Regions from separate parts of the Homo sapiens genome. Here region 1 is linked to region 2. A link is an interaction called in ENCODE POLR2A ChIA-PET data of the cell type or tissue named here. Cell type or tissue: OCI-LY7. All regions are shown on one strand. Region 1 has its middle 13 kb from the start of ABCD3. Region 2 overlaps GCLM (glutamate-cysteine ligase modifier subunit).

The links. Peaks named below come from ENCODE experiments on the same cell type or tissue, not always from the same donor. Only the 100,000 strongest peaks of a DNase experiment are listed, where the experiment ranks them.
Region 1: POLR2A ChIA-PET joins it to region 2 with 5 read pairs; 2 of 35 experiments call an interaction of 5 or more read pairs at or near these places.

What each region holds. Positions count from the first base shown.
Region 1 is chr1:94,403,923-94,406,422 of GRCh38, forward strand. It overlaps a transcript of ABCD3 not described here and the pseudogene RPL21P26. Among named protein-coding and RNA genes, the nearest start is that of ABCD3, 13 kb to the right of the region's middle. In OCI-LY7, no CTCF peak of the experiment used is centred here; no DNase peak of the experiment used is centred here.
Region 2 is chr1:93,903,098-93,905,597 of GRCh38, forward strand. GCLM (glutamate-cysteine ligase modifier subunit) reads right to left here. Exons shown (of 7, transcript NM_002061.4): 2 at 1,426-1,491. Among named protein-coding and RNA genes, the nearest start is that of GCLM, 5.1 kb to the right of the region's middle. In OCI-LY7, no CTCF peak of the experiment used is centred here; a DNase peak (open chromatin) is centred at 1,354; H3K4me3 peaks cover 944 bases; H3K27ac peaks cover 1,528 bases.

The DNA of each region.
Region 1 (2,500 bases), 500 kb after region 2:
GCTACCAGACTTTGTTTCTTGGTCTTTTCAGTGGACAGAACAAAGAAATATGTAAATGTATACACACTAGTATACAAATGTATACCTGTAAGTACATATACATGCATACTTATCACATATACACACATACACATACCACATACATATTTTACAAATTATACAATCACATCTGAGGTTTCCAGTTGCAATCCATCCCCCTCAGAATTCTTTTTGGTTTTCTCCTACTCCATAATTTTTTTGTCCCTTCTTCGTCAGTGATAACTCTAGATCCCAACAACATCAATACCTTTGCTCATTTGATCAATCCAAAATAAAATTCTTAAACAGTTTAAGAATTACTTTGCCCATAATACTAGAATAAACAAGTCTACTATAATGAGTTCAGGGTTCATGTGTAATTCTTCCTTATCCACAACCCTGCACAAGACTGAGGATGTATAGTCAAATATTATGTTCATAAGCTACATGGATTCCTTCCTTCTTTCCTCTCTTCCATCTTTGGCTCTCTTGTTTTTTCTCTCCAGTGTGGTTATGGTATTAATATGAAATAAAATCAGTTTCATTTGTTGTGGTTTGCTTTCAGTTTTTCATTTTTTCCTTCTTATTCTTATTCATTGAATTTCATTTCTGAATATGTAGAATGTAATCATGCTTCCAAGAGTCAAGCTTATGCAAAAAGATAGTCTCAGAGAAGTGTTACTCTTTTACATCCCTTCCATTCTATTTCTGCATCCCCTTGTAGGTCACAAATTTCATTGTTATCTGATTTTTCATCTAGTATTACTTTTCGCAAAGTTAAATAAATATATGTATATATCTTTATTTTCCCTTCTTTCATATGTTAAAGTTAGCATCCTTCATAAGCTCTTTTGCTTTTATAAAAAACTTAATTATACCTCCTGGAAATTATTTCATTTCAGTTCCTAGAAATCTTCCCTATTTTGAGGCGGAGGTTGCAATGAGCTGATATTGCGCCGCTGCACTGCAGCCTGGGTGACAGAGCGAGACCCATCTCGAAAAAAAAAAAAAGAAAAAAAAAAACAAACAGAAAAGAAATCTTCCCTATTATAGTTTGTGTAGCTGCATAGAACTCATTATGTGTATATACCAAAGATTAATTAGTGTCCTATACTTGAACAGTTGGTTTGTGTTCAATATTATGCTATTTCAAAATAATCTTGTGCATATTGCATTTTTGTATTTTTGGGTGTGTATCTACTTCCTAGTATATGTAAATTCCAAAAGGTAACACTCTAGGGTAAATGCCTGTATAGTTTTATATTTGAATCTGTGTAGCCAAATTCCCCTCAATTGCTTTTCATTCCTACCAGCAATGCATGAGGGTATTTATTTTCTCCATACCTTGCCACATAGTAACATTATCAAGCTTTTTTTTTTTTTTTTTGAGACGGAGTTTCACTCTTGTCGCCAAGGCTGGAGTGCAATGGCCCCATCTTGGCTCATCACAACCTCCGCCTACTGGGTTCAAGCAATTCTCCTGCCTCAGCCTCCCGAGTAGCTGGGGTTACAGGCATGCACGCCTGGCTAATTTTGTATTTTTAGTACAGACAGGGTTTCTCTATGTTGGTCAGGCTGGTCTTGAACTCCCCACCTCAGGTGATCCACCTGCCTCGGCCTCCCAAAGTACTGGGATTACAGGCATGAGACACCGCCATTATCAAGCTTTTGAATTTTTTTGCTAAAGTTGTGGGTGAGAAACTGACTTTAGTATAGTTTATCTTGCATTTCTTTATTAGGAGCGATGTTGAACATCTTCCAACGTGTTTAAAGACCAGCTTTTGTATCTCTTTTTGTAAATTGTCTGTTCTTGTCATTTGCCTATTTTTCTGTAGGATTTTTGGTCTTTTTCCTTAAGTTTTATAAGTTCTTTATCAGTTAGGGATACTGATTTTTTATTTGCAATGTAGGCTGCAAATGTTTTCTTCTAGTTTGTTGTTTGCCTTTTGACTTTGCTTATGGTTTTTGGCATGCCAAAGTTTAGAAATTTTTAAAAATTATATTTATCAATTTTTTCTTTTAGTGCATTTGAATTTTTAGTAACAGAAAACCTTTTCTGATATCTAGATTACAGAGGTATTTACCCATGTTTTCTTGTTGTACTTGTGTAATTTTATTTTCCACATTTATATCTGTGATCCATGTGGAGTTTATTCCTGTGTATGGTCTGAGGAAGGAATTTAACTTTTTTTCAAATGGTTATCCAGCGATCTCAACACCATTTATTAAAAAAAAAAACAACTATATTTGCCTGAGTGAGAAGGGATATTACCTTTATCATACACTAAATTTTTATATGCACTTGTCTCCATTTCTGGACTTTCCATTCTGTCGATCTGTCTATTCATGTACTAGTACCACACTGTTTTAATGATAGAGTCTTTATAGTATTTTGTTTTGTTTTTTTTTTTTTTTTTACAGTCCAGTGGGTTGTTGTTGTTGTTTTACACTTACTATGCCATGAATTCATAGGGAATAGGTT
Region 2 (2,500 bases):
CACTCGCCTACTGAAGAACATCTTGGTTGCTTCAAATTTTAGCAATTATGAATGGAGCTGCTATAAATATCCATGCATAGGTCTGTGTGTGGAAATAAGTTCTTAGCTTCTTTGGGTAGATACTAAGGAGCATAATTGCTGATTTTATGACAATAGTATATTTAGTTTTATAATCACAAGCATTTTATTCTTATTTATTTATTTATTTAATTTTATTATTATTATTTTTTTGAGACAGAGTCTCACTCTCTTGCTCAGGCTAGAGTGCAGTGGTGTGATCTCAGCTCACTGCAACCTCTGCCTCCCAGGTTCAAGTGATTCTCCTGCCTCAGCCTCCCGAGTAGCTGGGATTACAGGCGGGTACCACCACGCCTGGCTTTTTTTTTTTTTTTGTATTTTTAGTAGACATGGGGTTTCGCCATGTTGGCCAGACTGGTCTCAAACTCCTGACCTCAGGTGATCTACCTGCTTTAGCCTCCCAAAGTGCTGGGATTATAGGCGTGAGCCACTGCGCCCAGCCTGTAATCACAAGCATTGTAAACCAAAACTTTTTTTTTCCTGAGTGCAGCAGAAAAAAGCAAAGGCTATTTGAATGTATTTTAATGAATAATTTACAAGGATAATGAGAAAATATTAGTACATATAAATCAGATACATATTAACTTACATTTACAATATCATACAAAGTAAACGGCAAAGGCTTTCCCATGATTCTTGAGCACTTTCACAGCACGTATCAGGGGTTCAGTAAGTGTTTACAAGTCAAGCATAAGTAGAATAAACAGTCATTTCAGAGAAACAGAGATTGATTTAAAAAAAACCATAACTCAATGTCTATATAGTAGCTATAGAGTTACATGGTTGCAGTATGCCCAGGGGAACCAGTATTTCCAGCACATGTCCTTTTCCATACTTTTAAAGTAGCCTAAGTAATGTGCTGTGAGCCTTTGACTGAGTTGGATTTCAAAATGTGTTTTAGGGTTTTGAACATTAACATTTATGATAGTAGCCATATACTGACATTTAGTGGAACACAGTTCCTTATTGTTTCATCAGAAACTGACATTTGAAAAATTACTTCTAGTGATGTTGAGTCTACTAAAGCAATCTACCAATCACAATTGATAATCATTCCTCTCCTAGACCAAATATAAACTGAAATAAAACACTGATAGTGAGGAAACCATGGTGAGAATTAAGCATGAGAATCCTAGTATCTTGTCTGGTTAAAGAGTTGCCTACGGTCTAGATTTTCTGTTTTATGCATAAGCCTACTGGATCAGAGTGCCGTCTCAGCAAATCAACCACAGAGAGTTTATGGCTAATTGCCTATTTGACTTCCCTCACAAAACTGAAGAAATTAACTTCCTGTTTACTTTACTTCCTTTTTGACCTGCATGATTTTTGCATTCACATTTCACTTACCCTGACCAAATCTGGGTTGATTTGGGAACTCCATTCATTCAAGGTTTTTTGGATACAATCATGAAGCTGCAAAAGGAATGCATTTTGAAACTGTTAATCAAAGTCTATATACTTTTCTGTACTTCTACAATAAGAATATATTAATTTGATAAGCAGGAAAAAAAAGATAGCAACAGGAAATACCATACAAACCCCAATTTTAATCCTACAAGGTTTTTGTTTCCTTCAACATACATAAATTCAGGCCTGTTTTCATCCTACTCTTGTTTCTCAAATGTTCTTGAACTAAAGAAGTTGTCTAATTACTTTAAAGCTTTTTTTGTACCAGTGAAAATTTAAGCTAACTGTTGAGACACAAAAGCATTCATAGGCCAGGTATAGTGGCTCATGCCTGTAATCCCAGCACTTTGGGAGGCTGAGGGGGGCAAATCACTTGAGGTCAGGAGTTCAAGACCAGCCTGGCCAACATGGTGAAACCCTGTCTCTACTAAAAATACAAAAATCATGTGGGCCTAGTAGTGCAAGCCTGTAGTAGCTACTCGGGTGGCTGAGGCAGGACAATTTTGCTTGAACCCAGGAGGTGGAGGTTATAGTGTGCTGAGATGATGCCATTTCATTCCAGCCTGGGCAACAGAGCAAGACTCTATTTCCAAAAAAAAAAAAAAAAAAAGGCATTCATAAAGAAACAAAAATAAGGTTTATAAACAAAGGAACTTGGAGTCAAGCCCAGGCTGTCTGACTAGAATTCATATCACAACTATGCTACATTTCTCAAAGACAAACAAATTAAATTATTAGAGAATAAGTGTGGCTGGTAAATCCTACCTCAGATTCACCTGTGCTGTTTATTAAAATTTCAGACTCCTGAGCCTAATCCTAGACCCACTGAATCATTCTCCAAGAGCAGTTTGGACTTTCATTTTAACAAGCATCCTAAGGAGAGTACTTTATCTACGTACTCTAAAGTCTGAGAACCACCAGGATAGACATATCTTGCAGAACTCAACTTGTATGACACTCCAGAAGTCATTTCGTAACATTTAGGTGCACCTCTAACCTATCTTCCATGTTTTCT